2 separate regions of the Homo sapiens genome follow, and region 1 is linked to region 2. Evidence: chromatin loops called from intact Hi-C (ENCODE). Cell type or tissue: ascending aorta. All regions are shown on one strand.

Evidence for each region. A loop is a pair of places that touch in the nucleus more often than their neighbours do. Peaks named below come from ENCODE experiments on the same cell type or tissue, not always from the same donor. Only the 100,000 strongest peaks of a DNase experiment are listed, where the experiment ranks them.
Region 1: it touches region 2 in a loop (2.8-fold over the local background); 4 of 110 quality-filtered maps call a loop at or near these places.

The regions. Positions count from the first base shown.
Region 1 is chr1:67,766,920-67,774,919 of GRCh38, forward strand. The region is part of intron 2 of GNG12 (G protein subunit gamma 12); the gene reads right to left. It overlaps LOC105378781 (a long non-coding RNA gene), which reads left to right. Exons shown (of 4, transcript XR_007066163.1): 2 at 7,248-7,309. It also overlaps the pseudogene RNU7-80P. Among named protein-coding and RNA genes, the nearest start is that of GNG12-AS1, 61 kb to the right of the region's middle. In ascending aorta, no CTCF peak of the experiment used is centred here; a DNase peak (open chromatin) is centred at 4,382; H3K4me3 peaks cover 23 bases; H3K27ac peaks cover 5,425 bases.
Region 2 is chr1:68,317,049-68,325,048 of GRCh38, forward strand. No RefSeq gene overlaps it. Among named protein-coding and RNA genes, the nearest start is that of WLS, 89 kb to the left of the region's middle. In ascending aorta, a CTCF peak has its summit at 4,230 (motif pointing left); DNase peaks (open chromatin) are centred at 4,243 and 6,233; H3K27ac peaks cover 1,595 bases.

The sequences.
Region 1 (8,000 bases), 550 kb before region 2:
AGGCAATGCCTATTCCCAAGGGAGAATCAAATGTGAGTTTTAGCACCCTAGCAACCATACAAGGCAGAAGGCTCAGAGTGTGTGTGTCCCTGACCCATGGATAGATCGTTTTTGTGGGTTCTAAGCCTTATACAATTTTGGGGGTCCTCTTTAGAAAAATCATACAAAATTAGGAATATCACATTAGCTACAGGGCATTGGAATGGGATGTTGCCAGTGAAAGATCCTGAACCTTAGGGCTCTTTAACTGCTGGGCCATGCAGTTATCTTGTCCAGCCTGCCACCACTGGACTCTCCCCTGCAGTAAAACCCCATGTCACGTGTGCTGGCTCTGGGTCTCTTCTTGGCCTCTTGAACATGGTGCCATCTCTAATGAGACTGACAGGGGTTCAGCACGACAGGGCCTGAGCTCCTCCCGCTTAGGACTGTCCATTGCCTGGAGACAGATACCGAGGTGGAGCTATTGAAAGAAACACTTGCGCTGCCCTGTGAAAGGGAACAAACTCCTCTGCCACGGGTCAGCTCTCCACACCTACCTGACCAAGTCTCAGTAACCAGTTTGGGTCATCTCACTAGTTCAGACTCTGCCTCCTCCTCCTTTTCCACCCATGGGAAGGTTATGCAACCCTCCTTCCAGACCTCCTTGGGCTGCACAAAGGTGCCAACTATACTAGTCTTTACTGAAAGACAGCAAAATAAAGTGACCTCAATTGAGAGCATTTATCTAAACATAGTTTGTTTGCATATTTTCAGTCCTTGTAAAAATAATACACAATTTTCTCCTTATCTGATGGCAATATCACTTACCTAAATCTTAACAATAAAATGAGGCAAGGCCTAAAAAAATAGAAAGTTAAGTTTAGTTGATGTAGCTTGTTTTCACATGTGCTACAGTTTGGAATTTATAAGCAAACCAGATATAAATTTTCTTCTTTTTGAACAAAACAGTAAGAACAACTTCTTACATATAGAAATGTCTTCATAAAATCCATTTATCACAAAAAACAGTGTTCTGCAAATTTGATTTAAAAGCTTTTTTTGGAGATGGGCTCTTGCTACGTTGCGGAGGCTGGACTCGAATTCTTAGGCTCAAGGGAATCCTTGGCTTCAGCCTACCAATGAGCTGGGACTATAGGCACATGCCACTGTGCTTGGTCTTCTGCAAATTCTTATTTGTAAAACGGAATGTGCTGGGAAAATAACAGCCACCATTATTTGCATCCTGTGAACCACACATAGTCTAAACATTTCATATAGACTATTTCACTTAATCACCTCAATAACCCTATGCAGTATTATCCCTATTTTATTGATGCAGAAATTGAGGCTTTAAGAGGTAAGCGACTTGTCCAAGGTTACAAAGGTATTTTGTATAGATTTGAGGCTGGGCAGGTTGAGCCTTATTGTTAGTCCCTGTGCCATGCTGCCTCAGCAGCCAAAAATCACTTTTGATACTATAAAGAACTAGTGAGTTTCACAAGATAGTTATTTTTTAAAAGCAGATCATTGCACATATTTAGATTTTTTCCCAAATTCCTATTTGATTAAAAAAAAACAGGCTGAGGAATGGGGCTAGTTTTTTCCAAGGCTTTAAAGGTTTTTAGAAATCATCATAATAGTTAAATGCAAACAATGTAATAGCTACCATTTATTGAACATGTATTATGTGATGGGCCACTGGCTAAGTTCACTATGTGCAGTGTTTCCTTTAATATAGCTATCTTGTGAGGCAAATGATATGATGCCCATTTAACAGATGAGGAAACTGAGACTCAGAAAGGTTAACCGTAACCATGTTCAAAGTGTCTCAATAGATAAGGAAAGTTTGAACTCTAGTCTATCTGCCCACACTAAGCCACTTCCCTACTATAAAATGTATACATATAAAAAGTATGCTTTAGCTAAGAGCCTGTTAGTTATTTCAAATATATATCTAGATCTTTGAATGGCCAGTGCAAATCACCATATGCTTTTAGGCCAAGAGAATATAGATGAACAGTCCCAGGGGAGTTGAGTTCTGCTATCTGAGCTTCTGTCTCTAATATCACCTCATATGATGGGTCTGGGGGAGGAAAGGAGGGAGCTGTATCTTGCCATCTTTGTAAGCAGCCAGTAAAAATGAGGACATAAATCAGGTCCACATCTGGATATATAATGTTCAGTCTTGCCAAGAGACTAGTACATGATGGAACTACCCAAAATGCATTTAATACATTCTTAGGCCACTGCACCCAGAGAGACTCCAACTTTAGCTGACCCAAGCATCTTCCCAGCATGTGTCACTTGCTCATTTGAGACGCTGGCTTCACCATGGGTTGGGGGGTCTATACTCAGCGAGTGACCTAATTGTTACAGGACCCAACATCACAGTGGTCCAACCACACATGAAAAAGGAGGGCACGTTGGCAGGGAGGCTGAGTTCACAGTGCTGGCGCCAGAGAAGGCAGAGAAATATGCTGACTCCAAATGTCACATGAGCATGAAAGAAAACCTACATAAGTGAGGGTGGGTCTTTGGAGGGAGGTAGGATACATTCTGCAAGGCTTGAATTTGCAGAGTTCATAAACTCTGCATGGAGCCCTGATCAAAATGCTTCCATGAAGCACAGCAAATACGTTCTCAGATCAAGAGAAACTATGTTAGGGTCATGAGCATGAGAAATGGCATGAGCACAGTTTCCAAATACTAGCTTTCTGCTGGAGTTATACAGGTGCACGTTGGTATGCAGGTAGAGGAAACCCACCCAGATACACAGGTCAAAAGTTTCCCTGTGGGCTTAGATAACAGGGTGTCTAAGCTTCGCTTTGGAATCTCTGAGGCCCAGGAAAGAATTCCAATTTTCCCAAACATTTCCCATTTTTCCAATGTCCAATTCTCCCAGACAAGGCACGCACACACACACTCACACTCACACTCACTCTCACTCTCTCTCTCTCCTGAGATCCCATTAGAGAGAAAGAACGTCACAGGAAGCTAGGTTTGGCTCAGAGGGAGCAGCATCTTTCCAACAACTCCAACTTAGCTGAAAATCTGAATGGGATGATATGGGAGGGAAGGAGGGGAGATGGAGGTAGGAAGCTCCTCACCAGATGAAGGACCACTTTTAGAGTGTTAAAAGAAGGGAAGTGTCTCACACTGGGTCTGAGGTTAAGATGCGAAAGTGAAGGTTTCCACCACCTCAAGATGTAACAGATGGGAAATTCCAAAGCAAGGGATCTGATCATTATGCAGAAATTTCTAAGAAGATGGCTCTAAGACCCAGAAGGAGGACACAAACAGGTCAGGACGGTGGAAAGCAATGGAGGATTCTGTGAGTAAGATTCTTTGGTAATGCTCTGATTCCTACGGTTTCCAAGGTGGGTGGAATGGAGAGGGCTCAGCCTTTCTTCTCCAGCCCAGAGAAAAGGGTTTCAAAAGCTGTATGTGGTGAGTTTGATATGCATCTCCCTCAGGAACCAAAATGTGAGAGGGAGCTGACGCTGGCTAAACCAGCAGGGTGGATGCCACATCAGAAAGTGAGTACTGTCCCCTTGCCCCATGGTGGAGGGGAGGGTGAAAGGAATATGAACCCTGGACACCCAGAGTGGCAGCCTGGGTGTCTTTGCAACAGGTTCTCCCCGAGAGGGCTTTGGCATGAGAGTGAGAGGACCCCAAAGAGAGTCCGACTGGAAACCAGAAGATGCTGAGGGATGGCAACAGCAGCAGGAGGAGAGAACCACCCAAATCCCGGGGGGCCCAGAGCAAGGCCCCTCAGAGGAGTCCTGGAGAAGGCCATGGAGGCAGCCAGGAGAGAAAAAAGTCCCCTTTCCCTGTCTGCCAGGCTCAGATAACTTAGCATCAGATGTGACAGTCACAGTCAGGTAACGACTTGCTGCACACTCCCCCTGACCCCACAACCTGGAGAGACCTGAGCAGTGGGCAGCTGGAGGCCACTGGAGGGGGAAGTGGCCCTTGGTGGCTGGATGGAGGGAAGTCCTCCCTTGGAATGAATACTGACTGTTTATAGACCAAAAAGGGCATTTCAAATTTCCAAAATGAACCTGTGTGCATGTGTGTGTGCGTGCTGAGAGAGAGTGAGTGAGAGACAGAGATACAGAGAGAGAGAGAGAGAGGCAGGCTGACTTCAAGTGGCCTTAGAACTTCTCATTACCAGAAAAGTAACCAGAAAAGTCATGGGCCTGATCAAGTTATTATCAGGAAATAGGGTACAACATACCTCCCTGAATAAACTTTAAATGAACAGTGGGAGACAAGAATGAAGCTGAGTCTTAACTATGACTGGTGAGTCACATTGTACAATATATTAGTTACATACAGTTAACCTTTGCTAAGTCCTGACTAAGTGCCAGGCACTGGGCCATGGACTTCACAGACACTACCTCATTCAGTCCCTCTAACAACTCCTTGAGGCGGATATTTGACAGATAAGAAAACTGTGGCTCAGAGAAGTTAGGCAACTTGCCCAGGGTCACGCAGGTAAGTAAGTAAAGTAGTAGGAACCTGTATTCAACCTCAAGCCTGACATCTATCTGTGAGCTCTTGTATTGTCCCGGATGAGTGGTTTTCAGCAAAACTTTTGCGACTGAAGCAGGAAAGGGACTTGGGTCCTATCCATCCTTCCTCCTCGCGAGTCCCTGAGCTAGAAAACCAAAAAGCAGAGTTTGAAAGCCACTGACGAGCATGATCTTATGGGTCCTGTACAACACTCTGATTTTATGATGCTATCATCTGTGGGCGGGAAGGTGGAGAGAGGTGGACCCACCACAGCAGACACAGGCGACAGGAAAAACTCAGAATTTGTATCCAGTGTTCCAGGAGAGGCAGCTGGAAGGAGCTGGTTCCAGCAGGTGGATCTGAGGTTCACAGAATTATAATCATGTGTATAAATATAGAGTTCAGAGAATGCATGTAAAGCACTTAGCACAGAGCCTGGCATTAGGTAAATGGCAACTATGATTGTGGAAAGTTTACATATGTGCCTAAAAACCTCAACATATAATTTAATGCAACATGCTCAGCCACTGATGTCACTGTGTCTGTTCCATAAGGAGCTATGCTTATCATGGACACTACACTTTACTAATTGAGCCAAGACAAGAAAGGAATGTGTAAGATTAAGCTAGCCAAGTCTAAAACAATTAGAGTAAGTCTGAAGCAACGGTTTTTAAGCAAGAGGGGCCCAGGGAAGGGGGTAGGCATGGAGTCCTGTGACATAATGATGGAAAACATAATCCTTTCTCCAACAAAAAAAGTGCATATGTACAATTTTGCAAATAATGACAGAAGTTCACAGATCTGTTGAAGTCTATTCATAGTCTCCAGATTAAGAACTACTCCTGTAGATCCTGGGGATTCAACATGAGGTCCTCAGGCCAAGAGCTGCCCACCAGATCCCAAAGTGGTGCTACCCATCCTTGTCCTCTCCACATGTTCCTTATTGGTAGTCTGGATCATGACACCAAACCTGAAGTAGGTAGTCAATGTAACTGTGCAGAATCTAATTTCCAACCTTTCAAGTTTAATAGACTCCAAATGAAGAATGTCTAAACTAGTGGATTCTGGTACCTAGAAAATTTATCTGCTTGGCATTCTCATTCTTTCCTTCCCTCCTTCTGGTACCAACACCTCTCCTTTTTATTATTTTTTCATTTTTAAAATTTATTACATAATGTGGGGAGTCTTCCAGTGAAAAGAGGAAACCTGCTAGACAAATTCTAAAAGAGCTGTAACACTACCCCTCCTTTTTCCATGGGGAACCCGTTCTGTGTAATTCTGGTGGGATTTACCCTCTCTCATGGGACACATGAACAGGCCTTAGCCAAAGTGATGCTGCTTATTGTCTACTGCATATTTCTGGCCATGCTGATTCAGGCAGGCAATCCAATCTGGGCTGGTCAAGGTCCCTCCTTGGTACTCACTACTGCTAGAAGTATGGCAAAAGAGGCACCCATAGCTGTGAGAATGACAGAAACCCAGTACTGATAGCTACCTCTGCCACCATGGTGAGGGAGAGCATGTCTGAGAATGAAGCTGAGAGAGCTAAGCAAAGTCAAGACAGAGTGAAAGATAATGGCCTGATGATATCTTTGGAACTCCTGAATACAGCTGTGCCTGAAGCCCTTACTAGCATGGCCATCCTAATCATATAAGTCAAGAGACTAGTTTAAATTATATTTCTGTTGCTTGCAACCAAAATACTCCTAATAAACTTGATCCAAAGCAAAACAAAGTCCCAAAGGAAATTCTCCTTCACGGGTAGTTCTTGTGGAATTCTGGGCTCCTCTCTGACAACGATCCTGAATGAATTAAAACTTTTTCTTCCTACGACATTGTTGCAAAAAAGTCTAGGCTTAACATTATTCCCTATCATTCTCGGCACCAATGGTTCATCTTACCAGTGCTGCCAGTCAGCAAATATCTCATTCTCCCCACCCTTGATCCTGCACTCCTGCTCACCTTCCCTATACTATTGGATATTTCCTCTTGTAATAAATATTAAGGTTACTCATTAGAAGAGGAGGGACCCAGAAATGGACAATGGTGGCCTAGTTTATAGTTCGCTACCATCAAATACTTGGAGTCAAGTCTCATGAGCCTCTCAAACTGCCCCCAAAAGGCACTGAATGTTCCAGTATAAGAAATGAACCTAGAACCATGGGGCTCAAAAGAGAAGGAGAGAGACATGGAGCAAGGGAAGAGGATCATGCAGGGTCAATGTAAATTCTGTGTATCAAAAACCACAACACAGACTGAGTCATAGTGTAGAATGACTTGAGAGTTGAGAGAAATAACATTCACAGAGCACTATCAGGAAGTTATTTTTCTTTTAGAACAGGGATGGTAAGTAGATTTCAACTCGCGTGCCCAATCTGGTCCACAACTAAAATGCCAAGGCTCAGCATCAAGACGGTCATGACAATCTGAAGTCCATTACAAGGTGGGGAGGGGAGGAGGGTTGTGAATATATTTATTTGTTATTTCAGCTGAAACAATTACATTTCATCCTTGGACTAAGCAAGACCAACAGAGAAATGCACACCTGAACCTAGAAGGGTTTCTCTTGGACTGCACTCAGCTGTCACATCATTCACCTGCACCGAGGCAGTCGTCATTGTTTTACCTACAGAGATGTTGTCGGCCACTCTGTGTGGCATTATCTTTATGAGTACTCTGAAGACATTTCTCTGAGTCTTGAATCATGATCAACCCTGCTTCTTCTAAGTAACTGGTGTGCTTTTATCTTCCAGCCACCGTAAGTCATCAACGGAGCATGTTTTCCTTCTGGTACTGATTGCTCAGAAGCTCAGAGGTAAGTCTGTGGGAACTGCCAGCAAATGAATAGCCTCTCTCCCATGAACTGGGGACTTATTTTATCTCTGACTTCACCCCACTTTTCCTTCCCCACAGATTTCCTCCCTTACTTATTTTTCTTAATTGCATTATTTTACACCTATGTTTAAAGGCCATCTCAAAAATCTTTGAAGACAGCTACATACATCAGATCAACAGTAATTAACATAAGAGGAAACAAACCAGATGGTGAGTGGAGGAAAGTTTTACAAATGCTGCCATGCAGTGGCAGCCACAGGGTGATGGCCTTGAACCAGGAATAGCCCTGGGCCAACCCATCAAGTCAGCAAATATCTCATTCTCCCCACCCTGGATCCTGTGTTCCTGCTCACCTTCCCTACGCTCCATTCTCCATGGGCAGCCATTCCCCCTGGGCCATTTCTGAGCATCCACACCTACTCTCTCTTTAGTACTACTGGTTGCTCTCCCTCCCTCAACTCTTCCCACCAAATCAAAATGCCTTCCTCCTCTCTCTAGAACCTTGGGCTTGACTGTATGTTGTCAACAGTTGATAATAGCATAGTGTCTTTTCTCTTTCAAGGACAGGTACATTTTAACCAGGCATTTTGAAGAGGAAAAAAAAGCCCATAGAAGTAATTCACTAATGGTGGAATATACTACAAAAGTAGTACAAAAGCAATTGAAAAGGA
Region 2 (8,000 bases):
AAAGAAAGAAAAGAAAAGGGAAGAAATGAATTAGAAAATTCAAAATGATTTAAAAGTAATGTTATAAAGGATAGCAAATGAAAAAATGAATGAAGAACAGCTAAGCTGCATTTATTAGAGAGGAAATTTGGATAATAGAGTATTAGGGAAACCGAGGAAGAACTTGGGTAGGAAGAGGAGAAAGTGAAGTGCTGTAGAGAGGTGCTGGAAGTGCAGCAAGTGCATTGGCAAAACTAGGGTGACCTGTGTATAATGACAGACAGAATAGGGTATTAGAAAGTAGTGTCACAAGATTCACAGGGCTGCATGCTGCAAGATGCCCATCACAAATGTGGCACTTCGCAGACTAACCATTTTGTGAGATTGCCTTCCTTCAAGATCGAATTAGATGCTCATTTTAACCCAATTTCACCTGGATAAAACTCTAAAAGGTCGGAATAGGCTAGTGCCTCAAATTCAGTATTTTAACGTAATAAACGTCTTTTTCTCTCTCATGGCAATCCAGTAAAGGCCTGCAGAAGGATTCTGCTCCATGTGGTCATTCGGGAGCCCAGGCTCCTTTTGTCTTGTGTCTCTGCTCTTCTCTCCATTTTTCAAATTCTGTCCACTTAGCTAGTGGGTAGGAAAGGAGAACCAGGACTGCATGAAGGACATTTTTAACATTTCAGGCATAGATGTGGCACATGCCATGTAGGTTCATATTCCATTGGCTGAAATTCAGACACATGGTCTCAACTAATTGCAAGATGTGCTCCAGCCATGTGCCCAGAAGAAAAGCAGAACACTGGTATTTGTAAACACCAATAATCTCTACAACAGATGTCCTTGTCCTGTGTGTTGATGCTTTGCGAACCAGACTCCTTTGTTGAACACTGAGCCTAACTCCAATTTATTTTCTAAGTGAATTTAATTGTTTTTATTACAGTAAATGCTCATGGAAAGAATTTAAACTGGAGTCAAACATGAATATTTTCTAACATTATTGAATGGAAATAAAGCATCATACAAAGATATAAACAAAGTTTTCAAATTTCAATATGTTAGGGGAGGACAAAAGAATCTTACAAATCATTTAATTCAGTCTTCTAATTTTGCAGTTAACTAAACTGGACCAACAGCCCACATCTACGTAGATAATTAGTAAGAGAGCCAGGGTTTAAACCTAACTGGTGTCATGTCAGGCTTTAAACTACAAACAAGAATTTAACACATCAAGACAAAAAGTCTTCATGTTATACTTTTAAAAGGCACAGAACAATTAAACAGTTTAGAAATCTAATATGTCTTTAAATTACACGGATGCATTAAGGAACCTCATTTTTAAAAATTATTATTATTATTTTTGGAGGCAGAGTCTCGCTCTGTCACCCAGGCTGGAGTGCAGTGGCACTATCTTGGCTCACTGAAACCTCCACCTCCTGGGTTCAAGCGATTCTCCTGCTTCAGCCTCCTGAGTAGCTGGGATTATAGGTGCCTGCCACCATACCCAACTAATTTTTGTATATTTAGTAGAGACAGGGTTTCACCATGTTGGCCAGGCTGGTCTCAAACTCCTGATCTCAAGTGATCCACCTGCCTCGGCCTCCCAAAGTGCTGGGATTACAGGTGTGAGCCACCATGCCCAGCCAATCTCTTTTTTTTTTTTTGAGACAGAGTTTCACTCTTGTTGCCCAGGCTGGAGTGCAATGACGTGATCTCGGCTCACTGCCACCGCTGCCTCCTGGGTTCAAGTGATTCTCCTGCCTCAGCCTGCCTAGTAGCTGGGATTACAGGCATGCACCACCACACACACCCAGCTAATTTTGTATTTTTAGTAGAGACGGGGTTTCACCATGTTGGTCAAGCTGGTCTCGAACTCCCGACCTCAGGTGATCCACCCGCCTCGGCCTCCCAAAATGCTGGGATTACAGGTGTGAGCCACCATGCCCAGCTGCCAATCTCATTTATTTTTAACAGACATTTGCATTTTTAGTTGATGAGATGATAACAAGCGTCTACCAGAGAAGTGCCTGCTGTCCATGGGTTAATGAATTGGATTATTACAGCAGTGGAGGTGGGTCTCTTTCTTTAGGAAATAGTTGATCAATTTTCTTTGGCTTTCATAATCTTAAATTTAGATCAAGTCAGAGAAATGACAATATATAGCCTTTTGCTTTTAGGATAACAGTATTTTTCAATACACATAGACTTGTTTTGCAATAAATATTCTTTTTTTCTGATCTAAGTGCCACCATTTATCTCCTGTTCTTCTTTATATTTTGTATACACAAAGCCTAAATTGGGTTTGATAGTAGGAATTAAGGAGTTCCATATGAATGGATTTTCCAGACAAAGGAAGCTTACCTACATTATTGAAATTTAACAATTTTAGAAGGAAATCTTTCTAGGCTGTATCACCTACTTATCCATCACCTTTAAAAGAGTCTTGATATCTTCCCTTTAATAGAGAGCTGAGAACAGAGATTTGAAGCCAGACCGCTTTTGTTTAAGACCTGGTTCTGACTCTTACCAGCTGTGTGACCTCAGGCACGTTACTGTCTTGGTTTCCTCATTTGTAAAATAAGAATATTAGTATATTCTTCTTAAAGTAGTTGTGAAGATTGAAAGATAATATATATAAGGCACTTAAGACAGTGTCTGGTATATAATAATTACTAAGTATATATTAGCTCAAGGAGTCACAGTCTACAATGTGAGAGGGGGGTTGGCAGAAGTAAGATATTAATTAATGGAATATACAAGTGCATTTACCAACTTGTGATAAGTGATAGAAAAGGAAAGTACTAAGTGCTATTAGAGTGTTAACAGGGGAACCAGATTTAGCCTGGCATTGTGTTATAGAATTCTTTACATTTTAGTTTTTCCTACTGATGTGTGAATTTTTTGAAAGCAAGAAGCATGTCTTAATCTTCCTTATGTAACTGTCAGTAAGCACAGTCTCTGGCGCATAGCAGGGGCTCGAGACTACTTTGGAAGGAGAGATTAAAGGAAAGAAAGAAAAAATTCTACAGGCATCACCCGGAGAATATAAAGATATTCCAGGCAAGTATTCTGCAGGGGGTAGAGAATTATGCTCCTTGGTGACCCTGCCACCTGCAGAGGTGCAGTACCTCCCGCACAGGGGTCAGCATCCCAGTGATTCCTGGCATCTGCAGCTTAATGAGGATGTATCCATTTATGCATTAAGGTTCATTTCCCTTGTTCAAAGCAGTCCCTCAGGTCTTCCCGGAGGACTGGTTTGCTTATTTTATACAGGATTCTTAGAATACTGCTGACATGTTTGATAATCAGAGAGTCTTGGGAAGGGGGTTGCTTATCTTGGGGAAAGTCAGCGAGCTATGTTTGAAGGCAGGTTTTCTTCCTCTCTTGAGAGAGTTGAGCAGTTTGAAAATAGGCTGCCTTCAGCCTTGCTTGGAATCTGGAGTGAAAGAGAAATACAGGGATGCAGCACTGAAGGAGCCCTGCTGTTCTCCTGGCCTGAGGGCTGAATTGATTCCACAGGTAACCTAGCATGAGCCTTCCACTTCATATGGGAGAAAAGGGAGGAGCAGATGGCCAGGTGCCTTGCCCCAGGTCACACAGTGGCAAAGCCTGAAGCCCTCAGACTTGCACGCTCCCAGCTGACACCCTATACAACACATGGGGAATGGGAAATTGGAATCGACTTTAAAAAAAAAAATCTATGAATCAAAAGCCGGGTTTGTTGGGGCATACCTGTAGTCCTAGCTACTCAGGAGGCTGAGCTGGAGGATCACTTGAGCCCAGGAGTTCAAAGCTAGCCTGGGCAATATAATGAGACCCTATCTCTAAAATAATAATAATAATAATAAAATCTATGAATAAGTTAGGAAAGACAAGGAAGAGACTGACTTGTGCGAACCTCCAATTTTAAATTGTGTTAGCTTAGAAGAAAGACTATTTTTTAAAAATGTAATCAAAATAGTTGATGAGAACAACAGTAATACCAGAAAACACTTATATGTTATTTGTTATTTGCTTGGCATCATTCTGAGAGTTTTATATGTATAAATTCATTTAACTTCCATAACACTTCCTGGCCTAGATTTTATTAATTTTACACGTGAGGAAAACTGAGACATGGGAGCTTAAGCAACTTGCCCAAGGTCACACATTTAGTCGGTTGGAGAGTTAGAATGAAGATTTAGTTAAATATTTGCAGGAGCTGCGGAGTGTGCTGGCTAGCTGTCTTGCTGCTGCCACGGCTCTGCCCTCTGGCGGCTCACCCTGGCCCATGGATGAGGATGTCTGGCTAAGCCCAGGGCTTAATGGCCCTCTCCTGCTTTACAGAAGAACCCTGGAGTCGGGGCTCCTTGACATAAAACTGGTTTGTGTCCATAGGTTTATGACATTACTTTTTTATGTTGTCAGTGGGGCAGTGTCCTGGTAATTGCTGTCATTGTTCTATATTTGTCCCTGTATAGTCACTGGCTGAGAGCTTTCTTAAACTGAAACTCTAGAGCACTGAAGGATTTTAGATTTTTCTAGATACAAAATAGAATTTCAGGGGCATAGTGAATTTTGGGATCTGTCTTCAGCTTTCTTTATATCAGTGGAAATCCACCCCAGATATTAGAAATAAGGACCAGAAAAAAATTAATTAACTGTGATGGAGGAATCTAGTCATTGGACCAATTTGCTTTAAGAAACAAAAGAATTATGAAAAACTCAGAAATTTTTTTTTTTTTTTTTTTAGACAGGGTCTTTGTCACCTGGGCTGGAATGCAGTGGTGCAATCATGGCTGACTGAAGCCTCTACCTCCCCTGGCTCAGAGGATCCTCTCACCTCAGCCTCCTGAGTAGCTGGGACCACAGGCACGCACTACCACACCCAGCTAATTTTTAAGAAATATTTTTGCTGGGCATGGTGGCTCATGCCTGCAATCCCAGCACTTTGGGAGGCCGAGGTGGGCGGATCACCTGAGGTCGGGAGTTTGAGACCAGCCTGACCAACATGGAGAAACCTCATCTCTGCTAAAAATACAAAATCAGCCAGGCATGGTGGCACATGCTGAGGCTGGAGGCTGAGGCAGGAGAACCACTTGAACCTGGGAGGTGGAGGTTGCAGTGAGCCAAGATCGCGCCATTGCACTCCAGCCTGGGCAATAAGAGCGAAACTCTGTCTCAAAACAAAAAACAAACAACAACAACAAAAAAAAGCCAACATATTTTCGTAGAGATTACAGGCATGATCCACCACAACTGACTCAGAATTGTTTACAAGCCCTCAAGTTTGGAAAATCATCTGCAGATGTTAAGATATGTCCAGATAAGAAAACATCCAAATTGAACTGAGAGCACAAGGAACTACCCTGGACAGAATAAAAGTGAAAACTAGGTGAAAAAAAAATTAAAGAAAGGCAAGGGCATTACTGAATACTTACTATGTGCTAATCTTTGCCAAGGTACACTTCTCTGTCCCTTTAATGTGGTCCCATTCTCACTCGTTTCCCATTCTCAGATCTCACCTCAAAGCTTTGCTAAGAGAAGCAGTTAGGATCAACAAGAGAGTCTTGTTTCATTTCAGGAGCTCCACTAAGAAGGCTCCTGGAGTCGAACTTGTCCCAGGCTCAGAGGAAAGGGACGGTCAGACTCTATCCTTAACTAGGACCCAGGGGAGAAGACAGAAAAGAAAAAGAAAGTATGGAGGAAACAGAGAAGGTAAATTCTGTGTGGACTCAAAGGCAGCCTGTTGAGAACAGCAGCTGAACTGTTTTTAGCATCCTCTGGATTCCAAATGTGTCTGTGACCCAGCTACAAGAAAACTGGGCTCTTCCTGGTAATGGTTGATATCTGTATGCCCTTCCAGATCTCCGCTGCATAAAGGCAAAACTCCATCTAGTCCAACTGTCAGGATAGCCCTCTGTGCTAATTACACAAATAAGCAGGCTGAGATCTAGATAGCTTACCAAAACTCAAACAGCTAGTATAAGGCAGAATGAGGCCTAAAACCCAGGTCTGGTGTTTTGAAACCAAAACACTTTTCATTACTTCAGGTGCTGGTTAAATATCCAGCCCAGCACACAAATGCCCTCGTGAGTTAGGATACTTGTGTGTGTGTCTGAGTTCTCCATCCCTTTTCTGCCCCTCAGTTCCTCCTCCCAGGGGCACAGAGCCCTGATGTTGCCCTGGAGAAGGCCTTGCAACATCTGGAAGTCCAGGGAGAGTGAAGTGACTGCTGTGCCAGGTTGAGTCAGTGGAGGAACGCAGGCGTGTCAGCGGGTTCCCAGGGGCGCTTTTCATCACCGAGGCACTCAGTAACAGGCTATCAATACCATTCCGAAATAGAAAGCATCAAACGGCCCAGGCTGTGGCTTTGAGTCGCCACCGAGGTGGCCAGCACAGGAAGCATTAGCACGTCTTGCTTTTCTAGGAATAAAAGAACCGCAACTGTGTCCTTGAGTGTGTTAAACAATGTTAACTAGAGGGAAGGGTCAGGAGAGAGGTATGTGTGGTGGTTTATGGGCAGGAGATGAGAGAAACCACATGGCTCATTTGCCCGGCACTAATGGATCTGAAGCCAGGAGCCGGAGGCCAAGGGCACTGCTGTCTTGAAATGAGAAGAACTGAGAACAAGGGAAGTCCATTAGTGTCATGTTTGTGTTTCTCCTCCTCTGAAGCTGGATTCCAAGCTCACAGGGAGAAACGACCAACAGTTTTCATCCTCAAGAGCTTTTTCCCGTTAGTGTCAAATTATGCCAGTATGGAAAAGGCAAAAAAACAGCAGTATAAATGGAGGCATTTGGAAGCGTACTAGGAAGCCTCTCTCCTCTGCCCAGGGCAAAGCTCAGATGCCTTAGGAAGATGATTAAGTTGATATTTGGGGCAGGGGTTGCTCCTTCGCCCTTGACACGTGGATTTTCAGCAAGAGATCACCTTACTTACACAGGGTCTGAATCAAGTCCTGCTAACTAAAAAGTCAACCAAAGGCATCCAATTCACAATGTGACCTATTAATCAAGATCATCATGTACCTTAGCTCTGAGCCATCACTAATTTCACCAAAACAAAATTGTTTTGATCTATAGAAATAAAAAATAACATCTTTAAAATAATAACATCTAATATGTACAAGCACTTACTTTGGGCCAGGCATTAAGTGCTTTACAAGTTCTAACCCATTTAACTCTTACAGTGATGCAAAGAGGTAGAAAATTGTTGTATCCCCACTTTCAAACAAGAACACAGAGACACAGTGGAGTATTTCATCATCTATTGCCACTTAACAAACTACTGCAATACTTCGTGACCTAAAACAACAATTTATTGCCATTATCTCATGTTTCTGGGGGAGCAGGAATTTGACGGGCAGTGCTACTCTGCTCCATGGGGTCTAGGACTACAGCTGGGATGATTTGAATAGTGAGGGGCTGGCCAGGCATCTCTGTCTGCATGGTGACTTCACAGGGCTAGCTTGAGTTTTTTCCTAGCATAGTGGCCTCGGGGTAGTTGGACTTCCAACATGGTGCCCCAGGGCAAGTTGTCCAAGAGGTCTGAGTGGAAGCTATAAGGCTTCTTATCAAATAGCCTAGGAACCCACAGGAGGTGACTTCTGCCACAGGCCAGTCATTAAGACTAGCCAACATTCAGGGGAAAGGGAATTAGATTCTACCTCTAAATATGAAGAAAATCAACAAATTTAGAAGTATTTTCAGTCTGCTACAGTAAGTAATCAAGTCATATAACTAGTAAGCTGAAAAATAGCATTTTAACCTAGACACTCTTTTGTAATTTTTAGAATTTATGTATTTATTTTAATTTTTGATTTTGTAAGTACATAGTAGCTGTATATACTTATGACGTACATGTGATGTTTTGATACAGGCATGCAATGCATAATAATCACATCATGGAGAATGAATGGGTTATCCATTCCCTCAAGCACTTATCCTTTGTATTATGAACAATCCAATTATACTGTTTTAGTTATTTTTAAATGTACAATTAAGTTATTATTGACTACAGTCACCCCATTGTGCTAT